Linked DNA regions of Homo sapiens: all the other regions are linked to region 2. A link is a contact called in ENCODE Hi-C or POLR2A ChIA-PET data. All regions are on one chromosome and are shown on one strand. The core of a region is the stretch at or near the end of the contact, and the rest is flanking DNA. Distances in the headings are between cores, read along the strand shown. Region 1 holds the start of GATAD2A (GATA zinc finger domain containing 2A). Region 2 holds the start of PBX4 (PBX homeobox 4). Region 3 overlaps LOC124904656 (a long non-coding RNA gene). Region 4 overlaps GATAD2A (GATA zinc finger domain containing 2A).

What was found. A loop is a pair of places that touch in the nucleus more often than their neighbours do. ChIA-PET counts read pairs that join two places held with the same protein, here RNA polymerase II (POLR2A). Pooled maps may share reads with other maps.
Region 1: a loop to region 2 is called in a pooled map, with 5 times the contacts of the local background. The contact joins the promoter of GATAD2A here to the promoter of PBX4 in region 2. A Hi-C loop is called at or near these places in 1 of 168 maps with a recorded cell type or tissue (naive thymus-derived CD4-positive, alpha-beta T cell) and 8 of 50 pooled maps. POLR2A ChIA-PET finds 5 or more read pairs at or near these places in 6 of 52 experiments (H1, Panc1, T-cell and 2 more).
Region 3: a pooled map shows a loop between it and region 2 (2.9-fold over the local background). The contact joins the enhancer-like site here to the promoter of PBX4 in region 2. A Hi-C loop is called at or near these places in 1 of 37 single-sample maps with no recorded cell type and 11 of 50 pooled maps. POLR2A ChIA-PET finds 5 or more read pairs at or near these places in 3 of 52 experiments (H1, MCF 10A and WTC11).
Region 4: a pooled map shows a loop between it and region 2 (3-fold over the local background). The contact joins the enhancer-like site here to the promoter of PBX4 in region 2. A Hi-C loop is called at or near these places in 2 of 50 pooled maps. POLR2A ChIA-PET finds 5 or more read pairs at or near these places in 4 of 52 experiments (Caco-2, GM12878, activated B cell and 1 more).

Annotation. Positions count from the first base shown.
Region 1 is chr19:19,403,502-19,407,294 of GRCh38, forward strand. GATAD2A (GATA zinc finger domain containing 2A) reads left to right here and starts at 2,174. Exons shown (of 12, transcript NM_001384528.1): 1 at 2,174-2,518. RefSeq lists enhancers at 1,330-2,238, 1,676-1,735, 2,239-3,145 and silencers at 1,856-2,405, 2,966-3,045.
Region 2 is chr19:19,616,232-19,620,054 of GRCh38, forward strand. It overlaps PBX4 (PBX homeobox 4), which reads right to left and starts at 2,456. Exons shown (of 8, transcript NM_025245.3): 1 at 2,280-2,456. The coding sequence starts at 2,398. RefSeq lists a silencer at 2,238-2,447.
Region 3 is chr19:19,370,978-19,374,759 of GRCh38, forward strand. The region is part of intron 1 of LOC124904656 (a long non-coding RNA gene); the gene reads right to left. Among named protein-coding and RNA genes, the nearest start is that of GATAD2A, 33 kb to the right of the region's middle. RefSeq lists an enhancer at 1-1,086. Within about 2 kb of position 2,199, at least 29 of the 41 ENCODE cell types and tissues checked have a DNase peak (open chromatin) inside an H3K27ac peak, as active enhancers do.
Region 4 is chr19:19,442,736-19,446,573 of GRCh38, forward strand. The region is part of intron 1 of GATAD2A (GATA zinc finger domain containing 2A); the gene reads left to right. Among named protein-coding and RNA genes, the nearest start is that of MIR640, 9.6 kb to the left of the region's middle. RefSeq lists an enhancer at 3,266-3,385. Within about 2 kb of position 2,061, at least 10 of the 41 ENCODE cell types and tissues checked have a DNase peak (open chromatin) inside an H3K27ac peak, as active enhancers do.

The sequences.
Region 1 (3,793 bases), core at 924-3,423, 210 kb before region 2:
GTGCACCCCTCACTCCACAGGGGTGTGTCATTAATGTGTTGCAGTTGATGCCTCCCTCTTAAAAAAAAAAAGGGGTGGTTGTCACCCTGGTGACTCACACAGGGCTTGCTGGCTCAAACTCTGGAATCTGTATATCTGTCTCAAGTGTCAGGTCTCCCACCTGACCACACTTTGCTCTGTTTGTAGTTAATTAAATTGACATTAATCAAGACCCAGGTGAGGAGCAGTGAGGTAATAGTTTGCTTGTATTGCTTTAATATACATCATCTGATTAATGATCGTAGCATGAAGCAGTTCTTAAAATATACAGCCACCATGTTAGGGTGAAAAACCTGGATGGTTGCCCTAAACCAACCTTGCGCTTGGGATCAGGGAGCTCTTTGAATTCCTATACCGAGTCACCTGTTTGAGAATAAGACTGTTTTGTTTGTTTGGTTTCTGAATTTGAACATTTGAATTTCTTTGTAGCAAAGCAAAGCAAATTGGTGACATAACTGGGTCAGGGAAAGTGATTGGGAGTCAACAGTTTGTATTTTGTATCATTTTTAGGTTGAATTCTCTTTTGGCCTAGGGGAGGTTGTGCCAGATGTTGCATTAAGTAGTGGGAAGATTTTGGGGGGCAGGGCGGTGTGTTTGGGGAGGTGTGAGGTGGCGGGGTGGAATAAACTACAAAAAGTTGACAATTGTATGTAGAACTCAACACAGAATTAGGAGCTTTTTTGAACTCTGTTTAAGGGGACATACAGCAGAAAAACAATTTTTTTTTTTTTTAGAAAAACAATTTTGTAAAATTTGTTCTACATGAAGTGTTTTTCAGGTTTGCGGTTGAGACCCAATTATTCTTGGGCGTTACATTGATTTTCTTTTCAAATGAAGTAGAATAGAAATAACAGTACAGGCTGGGTGCAGTGGCTTATGCCTGTAATCCCAGCATTTTGGGAGGCCGATGCGAACAGATCACGACATCAGGAGATGGAGACCATCCTGGCCAAGATGGTGAAACCCCGTCTCTACTAAAATACAAAAAAAAAATTGCCGGGTGTGATGGAACGCGCCTGTAATCCCAGCTACTGGGGAGGCTGAGGCAGGGGAATCCGTGAACCTGGGAAGTGGAGGTTGCAGTGAGCCGAGATAGCGCCACTGCACCACTCCAGCCTGGCGACAGAGCAAGACTCTGTCTCCAAAAAAAAGAAAAAAGAAAACAGTACGTTGCATGTGGTAAATTTATGTTTGGTGAAACTTTTGTTTCAGTTGTACATATAGATTTATTAGGGTATGCGATAAAGCATGTCACCACCACTCTTCAGGAGTCTAGGTGTCTCATCAGGAATCGTTTGTTTTAAAACAACATGAAAAGAGGCGGTTTTGGGGATTCCTCAGAACCTGATTTTGGTATTGAGAGCCTTCTTGTGGTAGATTTTCCATGAACTTGATATTTTCCCTATTGAAATTGTATTTCGCTTTATGTAGTTTAACATCTCCAAAGTCCATTCTCTTTCAGGCTTTCATTCTGTCTCCTGTGTTTCCTCCTTGTTACTGGAGAGGGAGGGGTGCAGATTTGCTTTCTTGAGGGGTTTTCACCTTCTCCCTGAGGCACGAGGGCAGATTGGGAGGTAACTGGAGAGGGAGAGCAGTCGTCCCCAAGTGTCTTGAGGTGGGTGGGTCTGGAGCTTTCTTTGTAGAATTCTGTTCACTGCACTGGAGAAGTGATCGTTCAGCCGATCCACACCCCGCCCTCCCCACAGACACCGGGGCCGAAGTTCCCAGAGAAGAGCTTCCGCGTGACGACCCCGCGGGGGTGACATTCTAACCCGCGTTTCAGAGGCAACCCTGAGTTGCTTGAGGTCGCCCAGCTCAGCTGGCGCGAGGTCAGCAGTGAGCGCGTCGTGAGTCAGCCTTGGGTGCGGCCCGCCCGGCTTTGCCGCCGGTGAGTTGGCCACGACCCTTCGGCCTGCGGAGGGCGCTGGGACTCGGCGGGGAGGGAGCCAGCCGGAGCCCGCGTGGGAAACCAGCGCGCCCAACGAGGTGTCGCGTGGGAGCGCGCCGGAGAGGGGCGGTGCTTCCGGGGCGGTACCGTCCGGCCCCGCCCCCTCAACTCAGGGGCCCGCCTTCTACGCCTGGAACCCCGCCCACGAGCTCCTCCCTTCTCGTCAGGCCCCGCCCCTCGGTCGCCACGCCCCGCCCAGCCGGGCGCGGGCGGGCGGCGTCGCCTTTAAGAGCTCCCCGGTGTTTTGGGGGCCGCGGGCCGGGCGCGCTGACCTGGTGCGCATGTCCCGGGCGGTGACGCCGGCGCCGGGCTCCATGTGTGCGGCCGAGGGGCGCATTATCTGGCCGGCGGCGCGGGCGGGCGGGCGGACCGGCGCAGCGAGCGCCGCGGGCCCGGGCGGCCCCACAGGCGGAACGAGCGCGCGCGGCCCGGCGTCCCCGGCCCCTCCGCCGCCCGGCCCCGCGGGCGACCCCGGACCAGCAGCCCCCGTAACCTGCGCGCTGCCCTAGGGCCCGGCCGACCCGCGGCCCGGTAAGTTCTGGACCAAACTTGGCGGGGGGCGGGGGCTGGGGACGCACGGCTGAGACTGGAGCGGCGCGGGCCGCGCAGGGTCGGGGCCTCGGGGGGCTCTGAAGGACCCCTGCATGAGCGTGGAAAAGTGAGAGCGAGCGAGTTCTACTCCTTGTATTCTGGGAGCGTCTTCTTGCGCTGCCCTGGAAAGTTCCTTGCCCCGAGGCGGCCCGGGCACGTGGGGGCCGGGCGGGGGTCCCGGAAAGTCGCGGCGTCGCCCCGCTTCCGTCCTGCGCTTCCTGCGGGGTCGGGGGAAGGGCTGGGCCGCGAGGCGCCTCTTCCGAGTGGTCGGGACGGGTGGAGGCGGCGGGAAGACGGCACGTGGGCGCGCGGGGCGGGGGTCCCGCTCAGGGGCGGGGGTCCGGGGCGGGTTGGGCAGCAACGCTGAACCCCGCGGCGGCGGCGGCGGCGGCGGCGGCGGATCCCGTGTCAGAATAAGAGTCCCCGCGCGCCCACGCCTGGAGGGCCGGCCCTCCCCCAGCTCGCGCCCTTCCTGCCTAACCCCCGGGAGCCGCGGGACCCTTTCCCCTCTCTGATCTCCGGCCTTTCTCAAGGCCCGACACTTTAAATTTGCCTCCCCATCTAGGCGGTGGCTCCATTGATTTCTTTTTTCCCACCTAGAGTGGGTCGGCATCAGTGACTAGACAGCAGCAGCTGGCCTTTTAAAGGGATTATTGCCAAGAATCGGAATTGATCACTTCAACAAGGAAAGGCTTATGGGCAGGGCCCAGGCTGAGAGCCTGACGGACACTTGGATTGTGCGCACACTGGGACCCAGAAATGAATGGTGACCCCTCCCTTAGGAAGTGAATGACAACCCTTAGGTGCGTGTTTCTGCCCTGAGAATTTTGCACAGGGCAAAATTTTGTAGGTCTGACTTAACGTCTTTAGGTGTATAGTTCATCCTTATCTTAAGAGCTGTGGATTCTTTAGATCAAAGTCCGAGTGAGTCACTTGAGCCTTTAATTTTCTTTCTTCCTACCAGTTTACTTCTTTCAGTTTTCTTGGAGTACATAGTGCTGGTTACATCTCTGGTTCTGTGTGCCCATTCACACAGTGACACCTCCTGGCTGTGGCAGCACAGAAACTGAGAGCCCTCTGTGCGGGTGTCTCAGTCTTGGACTGTAGTCCTGTTGACTGACTTAACTCTTCTGGTAGTCGTTACAAGTTTTCTTTTAAACTAGATTACATGAAATAATGTTTGTTGGCACCAGTTTGTTAACATATGCTAAGCAG
Region 2 (3,823 bases), core at 1,206-3,705:
ACGGGATGGGAGGTCTAAAAACTCCTTTATTTTTCCCCATTGCAACTGGAATAAATAGTCCGAACTCCCTATTGATTGTTATCCAGATGACAAAAACAAAACTATTTTTTTATGGAGACAGAGTCTCACTCTGTCGCCCAGGTTGGAATGCAGTGGCGCTTGAACCCAGGCACCTCCTGGATTCAAGTGTTTCTCCTGCCTCAGCCTCCCAAGTAGCTGGGACCATAGACATGCACCACCACGCCCAGCTAATTTTCGTATTTTTAGTAGAGATGGGGTTTTGCCATGTTGGCCAGGCTGGTCTCGAACTCTTGACCTCAGGTGATCTGCCCACCTTGGCCTCCCAAAGTGCAGGGATTACAGGTGTCAGCCACTGTGCCTGGCTGAACAAACAAAACTCTTTACTGAGATTCGTAGGCCCCATGTAATTGGGTTCCAGTCTCCCTTTATTATTATTATTATTTTTTGTTCAGACGGAATCTCGCTCTGTCGCCCAGGCTGGAGTGCAGTGGTGTGATCTCGGCTCACTGCAGCCTCCGCCTCCCAGGTTCCAGTGATTCTCCTGCCTCAGCCTCCCAAGTAGTTGGGATTATAGGTGTGCACCACTACACCCAGCTAATTTTTGTATTTTTGGTAGAGACTGGGTTTCACCATGTTGGCCAGGCTGGTATTGAACTCCTGACCTCGTGATTCACCTGCCTTGGCCTCCCAAAGTGCTGGGATTACAGGCGTGAGCCACCGCACCTGGCCCCAGCCTTCCTTTAAACTCAACTCTTTCCCTCCCTGGCTAGGAACTTTCTCTTCCCAGCCAGACTCCGCTTTTTACATCCTCTTTCCCACCTCAGGGCCTCTGAAGGTGCTGTCCTCTCCAAAGATGTTCTTCTCCACCTGGCTTCCTATAGCATGCAACCCCTATCCCTACAGCTTTTATTGCCATTTATTTTATTTTTTTCTTTTCTCAGATTGGTACAGGATGGTCTCACTATGTTGCCCAGGCTGGTCTCAAACTGCTGGACTCAAGTGATCCTCCCACTGGGAGGCAGCTGGGATTACCTACCCATGCTACCATGCCTGGCTTATACTTTTTTGCTTTTGTTTGAGACAGGGTCTAGCTCTGTCACCCAGGCTGGAGTGCAATGGCTTGATTCGGCTCACTGCAGCCTCAGCCTCCTAAGTAGCTGGGACTACAGGCTTGCATCATCACACCTAACTAATTTTTTAATTTTATTTTTAGTAGAGACGAGGTCTTACTACATTGTCCAGGTTGGTCTCGAACTCCTGAGCTCAAGCAATCCTCCTGCCTCAGCCTCCTAAAGTGCTGTGATTAGAGATGTGAGCCACTCCACCCAGTCCTTATTTTTTGCTATTTACATTCCCTCCCCTAAATCATGTACTCGAGAGCAGGGACTATGTCAGCACCCGGTTCCCTATCCAGTTATTGTAAGGATTCAATAAAAATTTGCTGAATTCATTAAAAAGAAAATAGGTCTTCCATCTCCACCCACTCCTCTACTAACCCTTTTCCCAAAAGTTCTCGATGGTTCCCACACCAAGTTACCCCAGTTCAGTTCTTCAGTCTCCTGCAGACATTCCTGAGTCCCATTCCCAGCCACTCACTCTCCATCATCTGCCCTGGAAACTTCCCACCCACAGGCCGGGCTCGGTGGCTCGCGCCTGTAATCCCAGCACTTAGGGAGGCCGAGACGGAATGAGTGCTTGAACCCAGGAGTTTAAGCAACTATAGCGAGACCCCTGTCTCTACAAAATATACAAAAAAATCAGCCGGGCGTGGTTGCACGTGCGCCTGTGGTCCCAGCTACTCGGGAGGCTGAGGCAGGAGAATCAACTGAGCCGGGGAGGTGGATGCTGCAGTGAGCCATGATCACGCCACTGCACTCCAGCCTGGGCGACAGAGCAAGACCGTGTCAAACAACAACAAAAAAACTTCCAGCCGCAGGAGTCCCATTAACGTACCCATTTAGTCATTCACTCGTCAAAAGTCCCGTACGTGCCCATTTCTCAGCCCTACTCCCTAAACCCCTAAACCCAACCTTCTCGCCCCAAGATGAGCTGCTGAAAATCCTTCACGCCACTGCTCGGCCCCATAAGGCCTATCCAGCCCGTTCCGTTTGAACCCCATACATCCCTTCGTCCTCGGGACCCCCCTCCAGCCCTCCTCAAGCGCCCCTCGTCAGTCTGGCCTCCACGCCCCGTCCCCTCAGCCCGCCAACCTCACTGCCACGACCCTGCGTGGCCCCTGCCGAGCCCGCGGGCAGCACCTGGCCTGTGCCTCGTCCAGGCTCTGGTCGGTGATGGCCATGATCTGCTGCAGGACGTCGCTCGTGTCGAGGCGCCGCGGGGCGGGGGGCGATGGCGCGGGGCGCGGCGGGGCGGCCATGAGCGGCAGGGCCGGGCGGGCGCTGTGAGGGTGCCGTCGAGCCTGGAGCACTACCACTGGCGCCGCAGCCAACCGCCGCTGCCTGAGCGCCGCGCCCGCTCTCGCTCGCGCCTAAGCCACGCCCACCGCCGCTATCGCCAGCCAACCCGTGTATTGCACCGCCTACAGACACGCCCCTTCATCTCCGTCAGCCAACCGGCGCCACGCACCGCCCCCGGGACTCGCCCCGAACTTCCCCCTCTCCGGGCTTGGACTGGGTTTGGGGTTGCCGAGGCAACGGCACTTCTCATAAGCGCCCTCCTTCCCCTTGAGAGAGGGCAGCGCTGGCTCCGCTCCAGCCAGAGGCCCCCATCCCTCACATCTCGCGCGGTGCACGCCTCCTTCAGCCCCACTCGCATCTCCTCAGAGTTCCTGCTCCTCCTCAGGGCCCCCTTCTCCTCAAAGCCCTCGGTCCTCAGAGACCCTCACTCCCCAGAGCACCCCAACTCTTCCTCCAAGCCACCCCCTCCTCCTCAGAACCCCACACCTCTTATAGCTTGATCGACAGCCCCCATTCATTTCCAGAAGCCCCAAGCCCCAGACCCCTGCTCAGTCCCCCTAATGCTCCCTGCATCCTCAGCCCCATCAGGTGGGCCACTGGGGCCCCTGGCTCTTCCTCTAGAGCTTTCCACGCCCCGTTCACCTGGCTAAGGCGGGGCGCAGGCGTGCGTGGTTGATGGCAACGAGGAGGTCAGAACGCAGCGCTTTTCTCCACTGCAGAAATCAATTCCAGTCACCTTTCAAGGTCCAGCTGAAGAGTGACCTCGCTTGTTTATTCATCTTCGCAGATTACAGTTCTGGGCATAGAAAATGCTACCACGTGGTTACCGAATGAAGGAAGGATGTTTACTGAGAGACTCCCCTGCAGTGTACCCCAAATCAGAGCGAATCCTCACATCTTTGTTTCTAGTCCTTAGGACACAGCATCGAAGGCTCCTAGTGCACAAGAAAAGGAACTGGGCGGTGGCTCATGCCTGTAATCCTAGCACTTTGGGCGGCAGAGGCGGGAGGATCACTTGAGCACGGGAGTTTGAGACCAGCTTGGGCAACATAGTGAGACCCCGTGGTGGTGCACGCCTGTGGTCCCAGCTATTTGGGACTTGAGAGGCTGAAGTGGGAGGATCACTTGGGCCTGGGAATTTGAGGCTGCAGTGAGCCATGATTGCACCACTGCACTGCAGCCTGGTTGACGGAGACCAGGTCTCAAAAAAAAAAAAAAAAAAAAAAAGTAATGGCCTGGACATGAATCTCTTCTCCAAAGTCACAGAACCTCCTGGAGCCTATTTGCTATGAGGACAGTCTCCAGATGTGGGCTCAGTAAAAGGTCCTCAGCCTGCTGGCTGGGAGCCCTTCCAGGGTGGGGCCCACGTTCTCTCCATTGCTGCT
Region 3 (3,782 bases), core at 949-3,448, 250 kb before region 2:
CTAGATAGAACTCTTGACCTCGTGATCTACCCGCCTCAGCCTCCCAAAGTGCTGGGATTACAGGTGTGAGCCACCACGCCCAGCCTTATTTTAATTTTTTATTGAGACAGGGTCTCACTATGTTACCCACGCTGGTCCTGAACTCCTGGCTTCAAGCAATCCTGCCTCAGCCTCCAAAAGTGCTGGGATTCCAGCCCTGAGCCACTGTTCCTCGCTGAAGGGGATTCTTTTTCAGGGCATTCTTTGTGACACACTCCTTCCCTGGGTGTGTCCTGGAATGTCCGCTGGCCACACCCAGGCCTGGTCTGGCTGTGGGGACACCCACATGCATTGTCAGCCGGGTACGAGACCGGGGTGGGCTTTGCACACAGATCCCACGACTGTATACACTCAGCCCCGTGACAGGAACTGTAGCCCATGGCCACAGCATCTCTTGCTAGAAACTTTTTCAAGAAACTTACCTCAGTACTCAAAGCCACTGCGGTCAGCAAGTGCTGAACATGCCCCAATCCCTAACCTCAGAAAAGGACACTTTCTCTTAACTCCTGTGTAAAGGGTCAGGACTGGTGTCTGGCTGCCGAAGAAACTAAACATCCAGCTTCGCTTTCCCAGGTAACATTTGCTGTATCATCTGTGATGCAGGAGATGGCAATGGTATTATTATTATTATTATTATTATTATTTTTGGAAATGGAGTCTCGCGCTGTTATACTGTTGCCCAGGCTGGAGTACACAGGTGCGATCTCGGCTCACTGCAACCTCCGCCTCCCACGCTCATGTGATTCTCCTGCCTCAGCCTCCCAAGTAGCTGGGACTACAGGCACCCAGCACCACACCTGGCTAATTTTTGTATTTTTGGTAGAGACAGGGTTTCACCATGTTGGCCAGGCTGGACTCAAACTCCTGACTTCAAGTGATCCTCCTGCCCTGGCCTCCCAAAACGCTGGGATTATAGGCGTGAGCCACTATGCCTGTCCGGCAATGGCATTTTGACCAATACAACATGGGCATCTAACTAGAATTGGGGACACCCACACGGGTCATAATTTGGGGCCAAAGTAGAGTTTTTTTTGTTTTTGTTTTTTTTTTGGTAGCGATGAGGTCTCACTATGTTGCCCAGGCAGTTCTCAAACTCCTGGGCTCAAGCGATCCTCCCACCTCAGCCTCTCAAAAGGCTGGGATTACAGGCATAAGCCACCGTGCCCAGCAACATTTTTAACTCTTTTTTTTTAGAGAAAGGGTTTTGCTCTGTCACCCAGGCTGGAGTGCAGTGGCACAATTGTAGCCTACTGCAGCCTCGGCTTCCTGGGCTCAAGGGATCCTCCAGTCTCAGCCTCCAGAGTAGTTAGGACTGCAAATGCACACCACCACACTTAGACAGTTTTTAATTAATTAATTAATTAATTTTGAGACAGAGTCTCACTCTGTCACCCAGGCTGGAGTGTAGTGGTGTGATCTCTGCTCATTGCAACTCCCCATCCCAGATTCAAGTGATTCTCCTGCCTCAGCCTCCAGAGTATCTGGGATTGCAGACACATGCCACCACGCCTGGCTAATTTTTGTATTAATATTTTTAGTAGAAATGGAGTTTTGCCATGTTGGTCAGGTTGGTCTTAAACTCCTGTCCTCAAATGATCCATCTACCTTAGCCTCCCAAAGTGCTGGGATTACAGGGGTAAGCCACCATGTCCAGCCAATTTTTAAATTATTTTTTGTACAGATGGAGTCTTGCTTTGTTGCCCAGGCTGGTCTCAAACTCCTGGCCTCAAGCGATCCTCCTGCCTCAGCCTCCCAAATTGTTGGGGGGTTACAGGCATGAGCTACTGTGCCTGACCTGGAAGTGGATTTTGAAGTGGATTTTGCAGCCTGTTTGTGTCTCCCAAGCCACAAAAGACTCTGACCTTCGTGTTTGACCAGTTCCTTGGAAGGCACCAGTCTGTGTATTAAGTGGATTATCCAAACCCAGACTGACTCCTGGCACATGGAAGATGCTTTGGGATACACTTATACTAAAAGGGTATTCATTCGTGACTGATCTGAAATCCAAATCTAATGGGGCATCCTATATTTTCACTTGCTAAATGTGGCCACCCTAGATGCTCAATGACATCCTTGAATAAAGGAAGCTGATGAAGTTCAAACAAATAATTTTACCAGCGGGGTAAAAAAAGCTCAAAGCTCAGTGCACTTTGCGAAACAGTCATTTCCTCTTCCGGTCAGAATAAACTCCTGACTCCTCCCAGGCCCAAGTGATCAGCCACTCCCTCCTACCAGCTGGCTGGGCTGCTGTGCTCAGTCCCAACTCAGGAAGGACAAGAGTAGCTCCTGTGACCATAATGCCTGTCCACAAGCTGAGGCCCCACCCCACTCCGCCTCCTTTTCTTTTTCTTTGAAATGGAGTCTTGGTCTTTTTGCCCAGGCTAGAGTGCAGTGGCGTGATCTCGGCTCACTGCAACCTCCACCTCCCAGGCTCAAGCGATTCTCCTGCCTCAGCCTCCCAAACAGCTGGGATTACAGGCATGCACCACCACCCCCAGCTAATTTTTGTATTTTTAGTAGAGACAGGGTTTTCACCATGTTGGTGAGGCTGGTCTCAAACTCCTGACCTCATGATCCACCTGCCTCGGCCTCCCAAAGTGCTGGGATTACAGGCGTGAGCCACCGTGCCTGGCCACCCCCTTGCTTTTTAGACACAAGGTCTTGCTCTGTCACCCAGGCTGGAGTGCAGTGGCATAATCTTGGCTCACTGCAGCCTTAAAACTCCTCAAGTGATCTTCTGTCTCAGCCTCCCAAGTAGTTAGGACTATGGGTGCGTGCCACCAACGCGCCTGGCACTGAGACCTGGATTTTTTTTTTTTTTTTTTTGGTGAGATAGAGTCTTGCTCCGTCGCCCAGGCTGGAGTGCAGTGGGGTGATCTTGGCTCACTGCAACCTCCGCCTTCCAGGTTCAAGCGATTCTCCTGCTTCAGCCTCCCAAGTAGCTGGGACTACAGGCGCCCGCCACCATGCCCAGCTAATTTGTGTATTTTTAGTAGAGACAGGGTTTCGCTATGTTGGCCAGGCCGGTCTTGAACTCCTGACCTCGTAATCTGCCTGCCTCGGCCTCCCAAAGTGCTGGGATTACAGGCGTGAGCCACCACTCCCGGCCTGAGACCTGGATCTTAAAAAGGGCTCAGCTGGGTGTAGTCACACACCTGTAGTTCCAGTGACTTGGGAGGCTGATATAGGAGGCTAGCTTGAAGCCCAGGAGTTCAAAGTGAGACTAGCAACATAATGAGACCTCATCTCTTTTTTTTTTTTTTTTTTTTTTTTTTGAGACGGAGTCTTACTCTGTCGCCCAGGCTGGAGTGCAGTAGTGCCATCTTGGCTCACTGCAAGCTCCGCCTCCTGGGTTCATGCCTTTCTCCTGCCTCAGCCTCCCAAGTAGCTGGGACTACAGGCGCCCTCCACCACGCCCGGCTAATTTTTTGTATTTTTAGTAGAGACAGGGTTTCACCATGTTAGCCAGGATGGTCTCAATCTCCTGATCTCGTGATCTGCCCACCTCGACCTCCCAAAGTGCTGGGATTACAGGCGTGAGCCACCGTGCCTGGCCGAGACCTCATCTCTTTAAAAAATAATAATAATAAAGTTGGCTGAGTGTGGTGGCTCACGCTTGTAATCCCAACATTTTGGGAAGCCGAGGTGAGAGGATTGCTTGGGCCCAGGAGTTCAAGGGCAGCCTGGCGAACATAATAAGACTCCCATCTCTACAAAAAAACTTAAAAATTAGCTAGGCGTGG
Region 4 (3,838 bases), core at 811-3,310, 170 kb before region 2:
TCTAGCCTGAGCAATGTAGCAGGACCCCCCAAGCTGAAAAAAAAAAAAAAAAACCCACAGTTTCTTATTGGTGCTTAAAGGACAAGGAAGAAGCTCACTGGTCCCCTTTGGTAGGAGTTAGAGAGCTAGCTACCCATTTAAAAATGGGTAGAGGGAAAGCAACAGGCATTTTTCCTGCATCTTCTCTGTGGGCTGCACACTCCAGGAACGAGAGTGTGGGCGAGGGCAAGGTTCCCTCGCATGGCAGTGCTGGCCCGCAGAACTGCCTAGGGTGACAGGGATGCTCTACACCGTCTGCCCTGCGTGCCGTTTAACATAGCATGACTGAGGACACGGAGTTTAATTTTGTCTATTTAAATAGCCACATGTGGCTAATGGGCAGCACAGCTATTGATGTGTTTTAGCAAATTAATATGAAATGACAGAATTTTAAGTTTATTGCAGTCACCTAGTGAATTGAGGGGTTCCAGACTGTAAGGTCCAGACAGTGATTCTCCCTAGCTGCTAGCCCCCAAGGAGAGTGTCCTGTGCTTCCACAGGGACACGCACTCACCAAGCCTCAAGGTCTAGTTCATGAGAAATTGGGGGTATGTGCACTTACGCCACAGGGACGCCATTTGCAAAACCAACAATGGGAAACAGGGCAAGCATCCTAACTCTTTGAGCATACGATTGTGTCAGTAAGGGGACCTGTGGATTCCAGCCAGATATGACTCCAACAAAGACGGAAGATTGTGAAATTATCAAAGGTGGGATCATAGTGTTGTGGTCATGCTTGTTCTGTAGAGATAAATACTGACCCCTTTAGCACAAATGCATGTTTCATAGGATTTGCTTCGTGGAAGCTAGTGGGAGAGAGAAGGAGAAAGGAGCGGCATGTGGAGGACACGAGGGTGGTCCCCGATGGCCGTGGACCTGGGTGGTAAGCACCTGCAGTTAATCACACCATTATCTACTCTGTGGGTGGATTTGAAATTTTCCTTAAAGAAAAGTGTGAAAATTGGGTTTGGCCCAGGTCTTTTCTCAGGGAGCTTCGTGACTGGATCATCTAGAAGAGGGGAAATGGCCATTTATAAAAGCTGAGGTAGAGGCCACTTGGGGGTAGTTTAGGAGACCACTTGGGAGTAGTTTAAATTCAAGCAGAAAACCATGAGCAGAGACTGGAATTGCCAGAGGGGACCGTGGCCTGTCAGCCCACCAGACAGCCTCTCTTACACACTCTTATTTTCTGTAATTACAACACTCACAGCTACTCTTCGTGGAGCCCTCAGGAAGTGTTAGCAATAAAGTGGGTGCTGTTCCCATTTTACAGGTGAGGAAGCTGAGGCCCTTGTGGGTGAATCAGGCTTTCTGGCTTTGACTGGACAGCTAAGGGCATGAGCTTCTGGGCCTCCTTCCTGTCGCCTCCCTGCTCAGTACCTGGGGCACATCTGACTACCACTCCAGTACCCTGACTCTATGATGAAAACCATTCTCCCCTCCCCATTGGTATTGCCCATCCACAGCAGTCGTAGCCCATCACGAGTGGATAAAGTAGGTGGTTAGCTGGACTTGCACATGACTTGTTTCGTGAACAGTAGTGCTTAGAGTTGTGATCTAGGGACCCAGCGAACAGTGTGTGAGGGACTTCAACCCTGCCTCTCTCCGGTATGTGCTGTGCCTGCTGTGCCCCCCACTCCAGTGTTCTCCTTGGGGCTCCTGAGGCAGCTCCCAGTAGGAGGCCTATCGTTGTTGGCACCCCAAGGGTGTCCCTGATCCCTAAGTAGAAACTTAAGCAGGTATTTGGACAAATAAATGAGTGAAACACCTTGTGACGTTGAGGCCTGTGGCACTTCCCCAATAGTGTGTTAGTGTAAAACCACCGTGTATGATGCCTGTTGGTCCCAGCACTTTGGGAGGCCAAGGCATGTGGATCTCTTGGGCCCAGGAATTTGAGACCACCCTAGGCAACATGGCGAGACCTCGTCTCTACAAAAAGTACAAAAATTAGCCAGGTGTGGTGGTGCGTGCCTTTAGTCCCAGCTACTCAGGAAGTTGAGGTGGGAGGATTGCTTGAGCCCTGGAGGTTGAGGCTGCAGTGAGTCATGATTGTGGCTCTGCACTCCAGCCTGGACAACAGAGTGAGACCTCGTCCCTTAAAAAAAAAAAAAAAAAAGCCACCATGGCAGTTTTGTTTTATTTGGATTTTAGGCAGTGTAGGGCCTGTGATAAGGCCTGGCTGAGGTGGGGCTCTGCTGGTAGTAACTCTTGTGATTCCAGCCCTCTGAGGCCACTTCCTCTTTCTGCCTTGGCTCCTCCTTGGTGAATTCTCCCTTATGTGTCCCACATTCTCATACTCCCAGGCATTGGATCTTTAGCTGGGAGATGGTTCTGAGTTCCCATGTGTACAGTGGGCTTGCTGCAGCCTCCTGCAGTTGTCCTGTAGGACTCGTGGTTGGTGGTGACATAGAGGCTGCCTACCCTGATGGCTGATGGCTGATGGCAGTGTGGTTGTTTGGGGTCTTGTTGTATAAAAGGAGCATGTTTACTGAAGGACCCAGTTCTGTGCTGTTGGGGTCACAGCAAACCTGCTTTTGCCTGTTAGTATTTTAGTAGCTCTAGAGGGGTTCATGGCTATTGGAATTAGTATTTTTGTTTTTGTTTTCTTTTCTCACCTCTTTAAAAAAGCATGTAAAATTCACATGGTAGAATATTCACCAGTTTTAACGTTTTTAAAGTGTGTTGTTTAGTGGCATTTAACCCATTCACAGTATTGTGCAACCATCACCTGTAATTCTAGAACATTTTCATCACCCCCACCCCAAAAGAAACCTTGTCCCCATTAGCAGTCACTGCCTTTTCCTTGACTCTGCTCTCCACCCTCCCAGCAGCCACTTATTCTACTTTCTGTCTCTGGGTTTGCCTCTTCTGGCATTTCATATAAATGGGATCATGCAATATGTGGCCTTTTTGTCTGACTTTTTTTCACTTAGCATGATGTTTTCAAAGTTCAGTCACATTGTGTCAGAGTTTCATTCCTTTTTATGGCCAAATAATATTCCATTGTCTAGATGGACCACATTTTGTTTATCCATTCATCCATTGATGGACATTTGGGTTGTTTTCTGCTTTTTGGCTATTGTGGATAATGTTGCTTTTAACATTCACCTGCACATTTTTTTTTGAATACCTATATTCAGCTCTCTTGGATATACCTACAAGTGGACTTGCAGGACACTCGGGAGCATGGTGATGCCGTGGGCTGGAGGCCCTGCCCAGGCTCATGTGGGAACTCTGCGTTTAACTTTTTGAGGAACTGGCAGACCGTTTTCCACATCACTCTACTGTTTTACTTTCCACTGTTTTCCACGTCACTCTACCGTTTTACTTTCCACCGTTTTCCATGTCACTCTTACCATTTTACTTTGCACTATGCAGTGTATGAGGGTCCCAATTTCTCTACATCCTTACCAATACTTAATTGGCTTTTTTGATTGTAGCCATCCTAGTGGGTGTGAAGCGGTTTCTCATGGTGGTTTTGATTTGCATTTCCCTCATGACTAATGACACTGAGACAGAGTCTTTTTCACATGCTCATTGGTGATTCGTCTCTCTTCTTTGGAGAAATGTCTGTTCAAGTCTTTTGGCTGTTTTTTAATTGGGTTGCTTGTCTTTTTGTTGCTGAGTTGTAAGGATCCTTCATATGTTCTGGACACTAGACCCTTATCAGGTGTATGATTTGCTATAATTTTTTCCCATTCTATGGGTGTTTTTTTTTTTATTCTATAATGCCCTTTGCACAAAAGATTTTAATTTTGATGCAGTCCAAATTATCTTTTTTCTTTTTTTGATATTGTGC